5 separate regions of the Homo sapiens genome follow, and regions 2, 3, 4 and 5 are each linked to region 1. A link is a contact called in ENCODE Hi-C data. All regions are on one chromosome and are shown on one strand. Each heading gives the region's core, a stretch centred on a gene start or an enhancer-like site at or near the end of the contact. The rest is flanking DNA. Distances are from core to core; before and after follow the strand shown.

Region 1 (2,752 bases), core at 153-2,652:
TCTGCTGGTTCTGAAAGGTATAAACCACTATGTGGTAGGCTGATTAATGACCCTCTATTTATAAATCCTCATCCTAATCTCTGGAACCTGTGAATATGTTATCCTATATGGCAAAAGGGACTGTGCAGATGTGATCAAGTTGAGGATTTTGAGATAGGATGGTCTGTAACCAATGTAATCACAAGGGTCCTTATACAAGAGAGACAGAAGAGTTAGGGTCACAAGAGAAGGCATGTGACGAGGGAAGCAGAGAGAGTGAAGGAGATGTGAAGTCATGAGGTAAGGAATGCAGGTGGCCTCTGGAAGCTGGAAAAGGTAAGGAAACACATTGTCCCTGAGAGCCTCCAAAAGGAACACAGCCCTACAGGTCCATTTTGGACACCTGATCTCCAGTACTATAAGGTAATGAATTTCTTTTGTTGTATGCAACTAAATGTGTGATAGTTTCTTACAGCATCAATGAGAAACTAATACACGCTACATAAACACAAGGGAGATGTATTACTCGTTTTGTAGAAATCAAAGGCATTAATAAAACTAATAGCAGTTACCATTTATTGAGTGCTTCCTAGGTGCTAGGCACTATACTCAGCTCTTTCTGTATCTAATCTTATGTAGCCCTAGAACAAGATATGAGGTGGGAATTAAGGCCCAATAACTAGCTAGAATGTTTTAGAGTTGGGATCTGCGCCCAATCTATGTCACTCTAAGTTTTTTTTTGTTTTACCCCATCCCCATATTTCATCATAAGCCTTTGGGTTTGTCTTCATTCTTTAGCATGCGTTATACTCGCACGTGTCAACCTAGGAGTCGGGCTGGGGCGGGGCAGGAGATGACATCCACATCTAGGGTGCATGAAATTAAAAAAGAGCCGAAGCCATCTCTACAAGTCACAGGTAGCTTACATAGGCACCCACAGCAGATGTGAGGCTACAGAAAAATGAATGAGACAAAGAATACGCTTCAGACCGAAAGTCAAAGATCCCGCACCGTCCGTTCCTAACTCGCCCGCGTACTGGGTGAATCCTAGAGCCTGGCGTCTGCGAGGACTCCAGGAGCGACAGCAGGGACCGACGCAGAGAGGTCCTCAGCCTGGTTTCCCGGAGAAGAGGTCGCCCCGCTTCCCCCGCCCGCACCCCCCGGTGTTTTGGAGGCCCGCGTGGTCCCGCCTCATTGGCCGCCGCGGAGCCCGAGGCCTCGGGGAGGCGGGGCGGCCTTCGCAGTTGTAGTTCCCGAGTCCTCTCGTTCAGCGGCTCCGCCTTCCTGCCGCGGCGCCTAGGCGACCGCCCAGGACCACAACTCCCACAAGGCCCCGCGCTTGGGGGCGTGGCCGAGGAGCCAAGCGAGCCGGGGGCGGGGCCGCCTGGGGGATGAAGTGGGGGCGCTCGCCTTTCCTGCCTCACTCGCAGCTGCCGGGTGTTGGGGAAAGAGTCGCCTGCCTCCGGACTGGAGTGCAGACCTCTGACCCTGGAGTCGCTCGGCCGCTGGGAACCGTCCCCTTGGGTCGTCGCCTGGGCCGCCCGTCGTTCCCCGGCCCCGAGGGGTCCGGCTGGCCGCGGTGTGGGTAGAGGTCAGCATGAGCCAAGGGGTCCGCCGGGCAGGCGCTGGGCAGGGGGTAGCGGCCGCGGTGCAGCTGCTGGTCACCCTGAGCTTCCTGCGGAGCGTCGTCGAGGCGCAGGTAAGCCCGAGTGATAGCGGGCCGGGAACCCCCGGCCGAACACCCGCGGCCGCTACACACGGGCCGCGGCTGTGACGCGGGGAGGGCCGGGCAGGGCCGGGCCAGAAAAGAGGTGATTTCTGGCGAGCAGAAAACCCGGGGAGCAGAGACCTGACCGTCCAGTGCGGGAAACATCTGCGAACCGCCCGCAGGGTGGGGGGACGGCGACACTCCGGGTAATGGCAGTCAAAAGAGGAAGATGGTGACGGTCCCCCTGAGCTGTTTTCGTTTTTTCCTCTCGGATGTGTTAAGCGGCTGGGAGTGTGGCGGGAGATGGGACGGGCATGAACCACCTCGGCTGTCTTGCGAAGGGAGCGAGCGCCCAGAGAAACGGTGACGTCCTTCCCTTCAGGAGTTAGTGAGGGAGGGAGACTGAGAGTTGGGGGCACTCCGCAGACCCCCGAGGCCCCGCCAGGCGCAGGGGATTGGGAGGGGGCAAGACTTCACTCGAACTGTCGGACTAGAGCTTTCTGGGCTTTTACTCTTCCTCGAGCACCTTCCCTTGCTCAAGATTGCTTTATTTTTACCCAGCTGAGCTGTGTCTGCCAAGTGGCATCGCCAGGTAAGTCCCAATACGAGACTGGGGGGGTCTGAGTGGGGCGTTGTGGCTCGTGGATGGAGGCTCTGGCTCTGGCAGTCGTGAGGTGCTGGCTGGTTGTTGATGTGAAGCGATGATTACAAGTGTTCTCAGTGTGCTAGAAATCTGAGGCTTAGCTGACCAGATCCTTTCGCCTTCAGAGAGGTGTTTGCTTCTATTCAGTAGAATTTGAATTGATTGCCAGGTGCTGCTGCTTGTTGTCTGCACCTGCTGCAAGGAGGCAGCACTGCTGAGGGCCAAAAAAATAAAACGAAGGTCTCAGGTGGCCTGATGATGAGGGGAGATGTCATTTGAAGCAATTAGTGCTCATCCAAGAAAAATTGAAGGTGACTCTGAGTGTAACCGTGAAAACATGTTTTTCTGAATTGAGTCACTTTATTTCATGGTTTTATGGTGCCCTGCACTAAATCCCAGAGTGCCTGAATAGTCCGTTTGTG
Region 2 (2,752 bases), core at 132-2,631, 8.4 Mb before region 1:
TCTGACACAATTCCCAGATATGGCATGAGAAATCCCACTCTACCCAAGATATAATAACACTGTAAATTTAGAAACTTATAAATAATACAAGGGAATACAAAGTTTAGAACTGTATAAGACTCTTGGCCTGTAGTATTTCTGCTCTCCTGCATCTTTAAGCCAACAAAAATAACGACGGGCAATTTTTCATTTGTCAGTCAACTTACAAGGAATTTTAAGCACTGCAGTCAGAGGTACTAATCCAGTCTACAGAACAAAAACCCATTCTACAGAACAAAGCAAGCAAACACACCCAAACATGCATCTAACTGCAACGACAATTCTCTACCGGGTGCTTTTTTCTGGGGGCATTTCACTGCAAAAATCAGGCAAACCAGTTCTTGGACTCGATTCTGCGTGCTTGCCATACTCCAAAGTTAGATGATACAATAAACAACTTCTTCCCTTCCCTCTCCCGTGGTCACGTCACCTGTTGCATCACCTGGAAAGTGGTCTTCAGAGTGTAGGAAAGGAGCACCACCAGGATCTCTAAATAATTCAGCTGGGCTATTTTCTTGAGAAATGTTAGCCTCATTCATATTTTAACGAGGTTGCCTTTAACACACAAGGAAAGGGTGTGTTGGCTCCTGTTCACCTTTGAAGAGATTCTAGCACAGGCACCCGAAAGCTGTGACCTTCTGGACTTAGAGGGGCTTGGGAGTTTCTGAAGACGTAGCCATGGAGAGAGACGGACAGTTCGGCAGAAGCAGAGGAGCTGGGAGCGCAGGCGGTCGGGACGGGGGTCCCGGGGCAGCCCCGGGGGCCGGCAAGTGGGGTTGGAAACGCAACGGAAGCTTTGCCGAAAGGACACTGCACGTCGGCCAAGGGGTCGGGCCCAGAGCCGGGGTCGGGTCCAAGCTGAGCGGATGGGAGAGGTTCAAGCCCACCCGAGCTTTGGCCAAAACCCTCGGGCTGACTGGGTTCACCGGAGCGTCGACGAGTGCGAGGATTAAAAAATAACAATACTCCCTCCTTCACCCCCGGCTTCCCCCGAGAACTAGGCTGGAGGCGGAGACGCCAGGCAGGAAGCGCCTGGGGCCGGGGTCCGAGCCCCACGGGCGAGAGGAAGCCGGCCTGGGCCAGGGCTCGGGGCCGCCAGGGGCCGCACTCACCATGTCGTACACGTTGAGCACCACTAACTGGTTAGCCCCCATCCTCCTCCCCGCGGCCGCCGCCTCGTCCTCAAGCCGCTCCGTCTCCGCGGGGCCGGAGGCCGCTCTCACCCCCGCGGGCGCTTCAGGGGGCCTGAGCCGGGCACTAAGCGTACAGCCCGGCCCGCGGCAGCCGGGGCGGAAGCATCGGGCAGCCGAGCCGCTCCCGGGCGCCGCCGACAGGAGCGTCTGTGCGGACGGGGCCGGACCGTTGGCGGCCCGCTCCGGATGAGGCACCTCCCCTAGGCGGCAGACACGTGGGGAAAGGCGGGGCTTGAGCAAGGGGCGGGCGCCAGGCGCCCCGGGGGCGGGGCCGGCCCGGCGCCAGGACTGAGCCCGCCTGCGCTCTGGTTCTCGGCCGGCGCACCTCGGGACCTAAAATGGCGGCAACTCCGGCGCCTCCGCGTCCTGGAGGAACGGGGACCCAGGAAGACTACAGTTCCCAGCATGCAGTGAGGATTCCCCCTTGCTACTATAAGTGCAGAGGCGGAGTCTCAACAGCCCTTCGACTACAACTCCCTGCATGCCGCGGGGGCCCCGGTCCTACCAGACCAGGCCTCCCCGGGAGACTACAACTCCCAGCATGCAGTGCTTTAGAGCTGCGGCAGATCCCTTGCCGCCCGCGGGCGGTGAAATCTCCTACCTTCATTCACCCTCTCATCTCAGGTGCTGCTGCTGTTAGTAGTTCATGTTGCGTTGAGCTCGATGAAGCCAGCGAAATGTGGCAAAAGACCAGAGTGATGACCCTAAGTTTTCCAAATGCTTCCTCACCTTTTATTTGGCAAGGGGAGTGGTGGGGAAATAGAGGAAGACGAGTTACTGGTGTGGGATGAGGTGTAACGTGCATCCAATTAATCCTCAATGTGGAATTTACATTTTGTGAAACTATCCTGCTGAGATGGGAAGGGTACAGTAACCGTAGCTTAGCACAATCCTGGGACGTAGTATGCAGCTCTGCATTAATTCAACAAATGTTTGTTATGTGCTTCCTATGTGCCAGGCAGTGTTGTAGGCCCTCGGGAATGCCGTGATAAACAGGAACAGGGACATACAAAATATCACTGGTATGTGCTTTGCAGAAAATTTAAGTAAGGTGAAGTCATTCTTAAATTGGCTGCACGGGGAAGATCGCTGTAATGAGTTTTAAGCTGAAATGTGAATGACAAAGCCAGCCCCGCAGATATGAGGGGGAGGAGTATTTCAGTCAAAGGGAACAAATGCAAAGATCTGAAGCATGAAGGAGTTTTCTGTATTCAAGGAAACAAAAGATCACTCTTGCTGGGACACAGTAGGCAAGGAGTCGACGGTACTAGATGAGCTGGGCAGGTAGGCAGAGGCCAGATCCCGGAAGGATTTTAAAATTCATAACAGGGGTTGTATTTTAAACGAAGCCATAAGTTTGGACCAGGGAGTGAAATGAGTGTGCGTGTGTTTAAAAATGATTACTTGGGTTGCTGTGTGGAAAATGGATTTCAGAGAGGCAAAGGAGGTGGAAATAGGGAGATGAGTGTGGCAGATTGTGAAAATAGCCACAAATTATTTCCAGTCTCCCAAATTATACT
Region 3 (2,752 bases), core at 173-2,672, 8.2 Mb before region 1:
GAAATGACTAGTAAGGTGTGCTTATTCAGTATCTACTATCTGCCCAACACTACCTCGGGCATTTGACTAGAAAGAAATAGATGGCATTCTTGTTTCCAAAATGTTTGTGATCTTGTAATAAGGCCAAGATAGACAACAATTATCACATAGTATTATAATTGTTTACTAATCAATAGACCAAATAATTTGAATCCTTGAGGGCTGAATTGTATCTTTATTTCTCCTATGTTATCAGTGCCCAGGACACTTAGTTAGTTAATAGCAGGTTCTCAATGTTCCTGACTTAACTCATTGACTAGAAATAAAATACTAAAGTGTACTCTAGGGACCATTAGTGAACATACAGTATGTACAGGCGATTTGGGAGACGGTACATATAATGTGATTCCATTCCCACTTTTTTTCGAAGCACCTTTTATCAGAATTAAACATCATAGTTAATTTGTGTTGGTGTCGAAAGGGCATTAGATGAACAGTAGGTATACACCAGAATCTAGTTACAAATGTAACTGAGAGACAGTGGAATCTACAGGAAGGACATGGGCTCTGGACTTAGATTATCGAAGTACCAATTCAAGCCTCACTAGGGCAAGTTACCCAGCTTTTAAATCCTGTAAAATAAGGATAATAGAGGATCACCTACCTTATATGGTTGTGGGGATTAAAAAATAAAGAAGTGCATGACGGTATCTGCATATATGTACTATATGCGACATAGGTAATCCACTCCTCCTCTCTGAGCCTTTGTTACTACTATGTAAAATGAGGATTAGGACTTTATTTGATCTATTGATTTCAGGTCTCATGTCCTTTATCTTATTGCCTTACTTTTGAATTTTGTCTTTTTTGATCCCTGTCCCCATCTCTGTTACTTCCGGACTTTTAATTTCCAATTCTACACTTACACGTTCCGATTTTATGCTGTTTGTACTGCGAAATTCCACAGTTTGTATTTTGTACACATTCATTCCTTAATAAAGACAAATCCAGACAAACCTGCAGATGGCAGACACAGTGGCCCCAGAATACACCGCCGCAGCCCAGAGCGTTGCATGCTGGGATTTGTAGTCCGACGCTCCACACGCGCTTCCGCGCCTCTCCAGTTTGAAAGCGAGAGGTAGAGCGGGTAGGCGGGGTGCTGAAGGAGAAGCGCTCTCGAAGCCCCGCCCCTGACCTTTTCCGCTCGCGAGGTTTGCACGGGAGTGGCGCGCCAGGCCGCGGAAGGGGCGTGGCCTCGGTCCGGGGTGGCGGCCGTTGCCGCCACCAGGGCCTCTTCCTGCGGGCGGTGCTGCCGAGGCCGGCCTGCGCGGGGCAGTCATGGTACCCCCTTGAGCGGGCTGTGGCGGAGAGCGGGGCGGGGACTGGCTGGAGGGTGGCGGCCCGGCGGGGCGGGGGCGGGGCCGGCCTCTGGCTCCTTCTTCCTCTGCATGTGGCTGGCGGCCGCAGAGCAGTTCAGTTCGCTCACTCCTCGCCGGCCGCCTCTCCTTCGGGCTCTCCTCGCGTCACTGGAGCCATGGCGTTCGCCGAGACCTACCCGGCGGCATCCTCCCTGCCCAACGGCGATTGCGGCCGCCCCAGGGCGCGGCCCGGAGGAAACCGGGTGACGGTGGTGCTCGGTGCGCAGTGGGGCGACGAAGGCAAAGGGAAGGTGGTGGACCTGCTGGCGCAGGACGCCGACATCGTGTGCCGCTGCCAGGTGAGGCGACGGGGCCTCTCATGGGAAGCCGGGCCCGGGAGCTCGGGCTGCCTGGCTCCTGGTGCCCGGGAACTCGGACCCAGAACCCGGATCCACTGGCCAAAATGAGGTGTCACCTTGAGGCTCTCTCCTCCTGTCCTGAGCTGCGGCTACGTGGAGAAATGGCGGGAGGTCGGGGACCCCTGACCTGGAGCGTCGGGTGAAACTTGGGGTGGCCCTGGAGGAAGAGGTGGGCTGGCGGGGAGCCTTTGAGAGATGCGCGATGCCTGGCAGTTGCAGTTTTGCGTCTGGCGAGTGGTGCTCAGCGCCGGGACTGAGGCCGGGGTGGAGGTGGGATGCGGTCCGAGTTTGAGGAGCTACCGCCCGAGGCCTGCTCCCAACTCTTCCGACTGCGGGCGGAGACCCGGCGCGACGGCAGAACCCCCCATCACCGCCCCCCCGCCCCGCCCAGGGCGGCGGAGTGGGAGTGGATTGTTTCGAAACGTCCTGAAATCAGACTCACCGATCCCCCATCTGCAGGACCGTGGCATGCAGTGCTTTGCTTCCTCTGGTCCACTTTGTTGACATCCAAACCCACCCACCTCTGGGCTTTGGACTGTTGTTTTAGGGCCCTGAGTTTCTTGTTTTTGTTTTTGTTTTTACAGTGTGCTCCATACATGAAAGTTAAGGAGAAATTACTTTTACTAGTTGGTCCCAGAGGAAGGAATCCCTTCTCTGTTCAAAAAAAGTGAGGGAAGTAAATACATGGATGTCAAATTGAGTATTTGGAAATAAATATTTGCATTGTTAAGGTGACATCGAAAGTGAACTTTCGGAAAACGAGGTGGTAATGTACTTCTAACGGGAGACACGTGGTTTTCAGTGTAACCTTTCTTCCTATTTGTCGTTTCCTTTGACGCAGCATACAGGGTAAGGCCTTTGTAAAGGCTCTCAGATAACTCTCTCCAGTTTCAAAATTCTAAGCAGATGAGCAATAACCACTTTCAAAACAAAGCATAATGTAATATTTGAAGTTAACTGCTATCTGTTTAGGTTGCAAGAATATTTGTTTTTGAA
Region 4 (2,752 bases), core at 136-2,635, 7.8 Mb before region 1:
GATGAGGGAAAGTGAAATGGAGGGAGGAGAAAGGCAAAGATGTACAAAGGGTCAGAATTCAACTGCAGTGGGTAAACTCCTGAAAAATAAAGAAGACCCGACTTCCCCTTTCCTGTGACCAGAAGCAAGCCTCCACACCACCCATCTCAGCAAGTGCATTTTGGGAATAGATACACTTAATTTAATATTCAGAAATTACTTCCTTTCTTCTTGTTCTTCTACACTTTGCCCAAGACAGACTAAAACTTTATCCTAACCCCAGACACATTCTGCAAGATGCCACTGCTAGAATAAACTAAGATTTACAATACAATCACTTTAAGTGCCCCACAGCTAACATCAATCCTAATCCTTGAGAAGGCTAAAAATAAAGATTGGAGGGCAGCTCACAAGGTAGCCGTGATCAAATTAGGAGGCTGAGAGGACAGAGAGGGACGAAGAAGGAAGCTTATAAACATCTGATCCAGCTGACTGTGGCCATATGGCAGCTGCTGCCCAGATAAAGAGATTAAGAATAGAGGAGTGCGATTACAGCTGTCTGGCCAATTCAGGCAGCTCAAATCTACAAGTTCTAAATTAGTCGCTAACACAAAAACTCCTGCAAATAATTATTGTTATGCTGAAATAAAAGATCTCTTAAATATATATTTGAAAGAGAAATGAGGAAACCAGTCAAACTATTCTCCTGGGGACAAAAGTTTGGTTTTTTTTTCTTCTTCTTAAAAACCTGCAGTTTCAACAGCACTACAGCTGTATGTTTCAGTAGTGCTGCTCAATGTTTTGAAGAATAAAGTTTCACAGAGGAATTAATTATACAACAATCTAGCTGCTTAACTAGAATAATCTTCTCATATAAGTTTGAATGCTGGATTCCAGTTTACTATTTCCCCACCACCACCACCCCAATCAAATCTAAATAGCAGTGAACAACAAAAAAGCATTTTAATCCAACGTGATTTCCAAAAGCAGCATTTTAAAGCCTTTCTTAACATTTCAAAACTTGAAATATTTGTGTATTAAAGTTATTTACTCGCTCAAGTAAAAGGGATAAAAAATTAAAACTAAACAAGCTCAAGACTTTCAACTCCAGTAAGATGTTCATTTAATACTCAATTTCATATATTATTCCTAAACTGGGTTAGAAAAGTAATGTGATTTTTAAAATTAAATAAACAAAACACCAAAACAGAAATATGCTCAATCTAATCTCTTGCTACTCCTACCTTTAGGACACATAAACCTGATTAAGTCCTTTCCTCTGAGTCCTGCTGGCTCCAGGTCTGTTACATCGGTGGAAAAAAAGCAGACTAAGAGAGACAGATGCAAAGTGGAGATGATGTTAGAGAGGAATGAGATACCTTCTCCACCACAGATCCGCACACACTAACTCCCTGTCTGTGTGTTAGAATAAAAGGCTGAGGGATGGCAGGCTGTCAGCTGCTCTGACATCATGTTCAGATGGAAATGCTACCTCCAGCTGTGCTCCTTTTAATGCCATATGCTACTCCTCTACACTCCTGCCACCAGCTTTTTCTTAGGAGAACTTTTCTCTTCTGTTAGTATAAACAAAATACTTCAAAGTCTTCCTTTTTTTCCAAACTTTCTAACAGAAGAAATTGAAAAACTCAGCATATGGAGTTCTACTGTATTTATGGAATAGCAACACTTCTGTCTTAAGTTGGTGGACTGGCTTACATACTGACAGCACACTCAAGCCACGGTGCTATTCAGGAAATCCAGATTCACTTTTATTCAACTCCAACGTTTAGTTTCTAAAGCAGTTTAGGGATATTTTTAAACCAACCCATTTGACATCTCCAGTCCCATTTCAACATTATTACCGCACTTTTTTATTTTTTTCTGCTGAGATAATGGTATACATGTCTCAAATGTTGGCAGACTTGTTCAGAACTATTACTTCAGACTGGTTCACCTTATTATTTCACTCTTATGTAATTACTTATCTACAACTACCTTCTCAGAAAAATTTCTTACACTGCCACAGTCAATGCAAATTTCAATTCTCGGTACCAACAAGCTGAAACTGCACTTTCTGAAATCCTGGAAAGTACTTCAGTTCAACGAGACCAATTAATAAACTGATACAACCTGCTCCAGTCACTTAAAATGAATGCTGCACCTGCATATCTGATCTTTCTGCTCAGAAAAAGCAGAACCTTGCCTTCCCCTTGATCTGTGTCCCTTAACAATCTTTTTTTTCTTTGGGGGGGGGTCACTCTAATGTTTATGATCACAAGAAAATCTTTGTGTGGGGGGAAGCCAGGTCTAGTAAGTTTGAGAACTTTTCAGCCAGTTTGTGGGTCTTTTCTAATAGCTGATGAAACTGTAACGCGACCCGGGCTGGGCTGACCGGTACCGGGCAGGGTGCTGCGACATCTCTGAATGTCAAATACATCTCCTCAGACTCTTGGGAGGGCGAGGGGTAGAAAAGGAACTGGGGCCTGAGGCGCCAGCGTCCCAGCCCTGGTGATAACCACTTCGTTCCCATTAGAAAGCCGTGGCGGAGAGTTAAAGAGTAACAAAACCCGACGACTCCGTCCTGTCCTTCTCGCTTTCCCAAAGTCACAAACCTAACTTTCTCCAACTTCGCGGTGAGTGACATAATTATGAACACTTAGTCCAGGAGACATCCTCGGGAGATCAATTTCTTCCCAGCCACACCACCTATTCTCCACAAATGCCCTCGACCCATTCCAATATATCAGACATTAATCACCCCATTTACCCAGTG
Region 5 (2,752 bases), core at 147-2,646, 5.6 Mb before region 1:
TGCTATTAGAACGCATTATTCTAAGCACGAACATTCTGGTAATAAACAGTGGTGGCGCCCAGGGGCAACTCCATCAGCCTCTCTGAAAGCTACCCTAAAGAACTGTGAAACTGCGTCTGCTATGCAAATACAGCTTCAAGACAAATGCTTTAACTTTCCACCCCCTTCCATTCCGGTTGCAGCCCCCTAAGCCCTTTCTATACAGAGATTCTGGAACTGTCACAACCCTTTCTGATGAAACGACCTCCCCCCACTCTACAATAAAAAGTCAGTAATGGGCACTGAGCAGTTGCTTAGCATTTCATAATACAAATCTCTCCTATCAAACGTTAAGTTTGGAAGGAAAGGAAGAAAGAAAGTACAGGATCAGGAGGCAGCTTTACCCTGTTGACACCTTATCAGAGCTCTAAAGGCTCTGGTCCAGCAGTTCTCAAATTTCAGAGGTTCTTAGACTCTCAACTCCACTCAGTGACTGGGATTCACTAGTTCTGCTGTGAATGAATTTTAAACAAAGCAGTTAATCTGGATGCAGGTGGTCCTCAAGCCACAGTTTCAGAAAAACAGTCTCTTACCTCTCAGATGATATCTAAAAAGAGTTTTCTCTCACTCCGAGGAAAACGGATATAATAGTTCATGAAATTTACATAAGTTTCTTCTGGGCCAGGCAAATATCCTCGAATAATTATTTCTTCTTTAGCGTAGTAAGAATGGCTGAGTGCGATAGTAAGAATGACTGTGTACATATCTCAGAGGTCGCATGTGGCACTCGAGGTAACAATAACAGCACCATCTTCACTTTATCCCTCTGTCTCGCGGAGATGTGCAGGCGTGGCCCCCAAGCCCATTCCAGACGACACGTTTCCTTAGGCCTGCAAAATATTATGGGAAAATGTACTTGTCAACATTTAAAGGTGGAGAGATTGCATGTAAAACCTGGACTGCCAGCTTCTGCGGAAAAATGAGGTAAGTCTGGCAACCCTGGCGCCTGCTCCAGCCCGGAATCGTCTGCTCTCTTATCTCCCTCCGTTCACTGAACTGCAGACCTCTGGTTGCCAGACGTCCCCTCGGAACAAAACACATACTCCACTCAGGCTAAGGGCTCCGCTGTTGGGTTGGGAAGATCACGCCAGACCCTCTCCTTCCCTTCCTGGAAGACCCGAATCCCGAGAGGAGGGTCGGAGGTGACGCGCAGGTCGACCCCCAAGGGAACCCACCCATTAGCCTCCGCACAGCCCGCTCCTCTCACCTTCCGAGAAGGGACTCTCCTCCTCCCCTTGAGCGGAGCCGATTGCGGTTGGAGAAACCCGCTCCGACGCCCCTAACTCACTGTGGCCAGAGCACCCACGGCCGGCAACGCAGAACACGGGTAACTTGCCTACACAGCGCGCGAAAGGCTGACCTTTCAATTTGCGCGGGTTCCTTGCGGCCCCGCCCAGAGGATGTGACGTCAACGCGTATCCCGCAACCCGGTTCCGCCTCCTGCGGCTTCCAACTCATAGGGTTGCGTCCTGAGCTCTCCGTCTCGCTGGGTAGACAGCGGCTCACTGCCATACGACTGCAGCCGCTGCTGCCGGCCCGAACTCCGTGCGGCTTCTTGAGGGCGCGAGTGGCACTGGCGCTGATGGCCGATGGTGAGCACCGCCTCGGAAGTTGGGAGTGTTTACACCCGCCGGGGCTGCTGGGCGTTGTAGTTCCCTCCTGGCTGCAGCCCCAGTTCTGGAGGCTGATGTTGAAAGAGCGCCGTCGCGCGTTGATGTTGAGGCTTTTCAAACCTGAAAAAGTTGCTCAGTCCCCCTCGGCGTCATCAGTCCCATCCTAATTCCTTCATTCTCTTTAAAACGCCCGGTTGCCTCTACAAATCGAAATTGAATTCAGTTCACGCTGGGTTCTTTTCCCCATTGCAGTAGTAGTAGTGATTAAAATCTGCCCCTACCATTTTACCTAGAACCCAGCTTCGTTTATTTTTGACATAAGTCGGGGAAAAATTAGCTATATAACAAGACCTTGAAAATGGGCCTTAGAGACAAAGACTTTAGAGGCATTTTGGACTTTCATGGTCACTTGTGGCTAGGTTTCCAATCCTCATAACACCCCAGACCTCGTCGCTGTCCTCTTAGGGATATTGTAATTTAAAAAATTGGAAGAAACCTTAGGCCAGACCACAAAGTAATGTTCTGGGCTCAAAGATCAATAGGAATGATAATGCAGACTCAATTCAAGGAATTGAAGGGGAAGAAGTGAGCACATTGTTAAACATGCTCCCCATTTGATTACGTTCTTTACATCTTTTCCTCTTTTAAAGTCTTTTTATGATCACTCTAACATCTATCATGCCAATTTTAAAGGCATCTATGATGCCTTAAATTTGTTACTAAAATTGTTGAAAAGGTGCCACATTTGGGGAATGTGTTTGGAAAAGCTGTGTTGCTTTCTCCCTGGTTCTGGTCTTTAGAGCTGGGACTAGGAGAGATGAGAAAAGTTATCTTCCCTCCCTCTTCCAAAGGCTATGGTAGACCTAACCCTAAACTAGCTTGGAGTGGACTCTTGGAGAAAGTGGGGGACAATTTCAAACTGCAGTAGATTAAAGAGGAACTTCGATGTGGGCAGCATGTGTTTGTAGAGAAGCCTTCTTACACTCATTGGACTATCCAGCTGTAGTAACTGCTTCAGTACCTAGAATCCAACCATGAATATATCACACATGGGGGTCTTAGGAAGGAACCCCAAAATCAAAAAGGTGTCCATTCCAGTG

What was found. Hi-C counts contacts between places; a loop is a spot of excess contacts on that map. Pooled maps may share reads with other maps.
Region 2: a map of OCI-LY7 shows a loop between it and region 1 (18-fold over the local background). The contact joins the promoter of DESI2 here to the promoter of ERO1B in region 1. A Hi-C loop is called at or near these places in 4 of 168 maps with a recorded cell type or tissue (CD8-positive, alpha-beta T cell, OCI-LY7 and naive thymus-derived CD4-positive, alpha-beta T cell) and 10 of 50 pooled maps.
Region 3: a loop to region 1 is called in a map of CD4-positive, alpha-beta T cell, with 12 times the contacts of the local background. The contact joins the promoter of ADSS2 here to the promoter of ERO1B in region 1. A Hi-C loop is called at or near these places in 5 of 168 maps with a recorded cell type or tissue (CD4-positive, alpha-beta T cell, CD8-positive, alpha-beta T cell and naive thymus-derived CD4-positive, alpha-beta T cell), 3 of 37 single-sample maps with no recorded cell type and 10 of 50 pooled maps.
Region 4: a loop to region 1 is called in a map of naive thymus-derived CD4-positive, alpha-beta T cell, with 22 times the contacts of the local background. The contact joins the promoter of ZBTB18 here to the promoter of ERO1B in region 1. A Hi-C loop is called at or near these places in 1 of 168 maps with a recorded cell type or tissue (naive thymus-derived CD4-positive, alpha-beta T cell), 1 of 37 single-sample maps with no recorded cell type and 7 of 50 pooled maps.
Region 5: a map of naive thymus-derived CD4-positive, alpha-beta T cell shows a loop between it and region 1 (14-fold over the local background). The contact joins the promoter of EXO1 here to the promoter of ERO1B in region 1. A Hi-C loop is called at or near these places in 1 of 168 maps with a recorded cell type or tissue (naive thymus-derived CD4-positive, alpha-beta T cell), 1 of 37 single-sample maps with no recorded cell type and 7 of 50 pooled maps.

The regions. Positions count from the first base shown.
Region 1 is chr1:236,280,608-236,283,359 of GRCh38, reverse strand. It overlaps ERO1B (endoplasmic reticulum oxidoreductase 1 beta), which reads left to right and starts at 1,402. Exons shown (of 16, transcript NM_019891.4): 1 at 1,402-1,678. The coding sequence starts at 1,577. RefSeq lists silencers at 1,058-1,647, 1,688-1,737 and an enhancer at 1,808-2,007.
Region 2 is chr1:244,651,755-244,654,506 of GRCh38, reverse strand. DESI2 (desumoylating isopeptidase 2) reads right to left here and starts at 1,381. Exons shown (of 5, transcript NM_016076.5): 1 at 1,152-1,381. The coding sequence starts at 1,193. RefSeq lists a silencer at 868-1,637 and enhancers at 1,718-1,877, 2,137-2,710.
Region 3 is chr1:244,450,579-244,453,330 of GRCh38, reverse strand. It overlaps ADSS2 (adenylosuccinate synthase 2), which reads left to right and starts at 1,422. Exons shown (of 13, transcript NM_001126.5): 1 at 1,422-1,696. The coding sequence starts at 1,514. It also overlaps a transcript of CATSPERE not described here. RefSeq lists silencers at 1,033-1,522, 1,963-2,242.
Region 4 is chr1:244,049,916-244,052,667 of GRCh38, reverse strand. It overlaps ZBTB18 (zinc finger and BTB domain containing 18), which reads right to left and starts at 1,385. Exons shown (of 2, transcript NM_205768.3): 1 at 1,224-1,385. The coding sequence starts at 1,236. RefSeq lists enhancers at 109-610, 2,327-2,376 and a silencer at 2,057-2,146.
Region 5 is chr1:241,846,848-241,849,599 of GRCh38, reverse strand. It overlaps EXO1 (exonuclease 1), which reads right to left and starts at 1,396. Exons shown (of 16, transcript NM_130398.4): 1 at 1,247-1,396; 2 at 573-869; 3 at 384-488. RefSeq lists an enhancer at 1,361-1,700.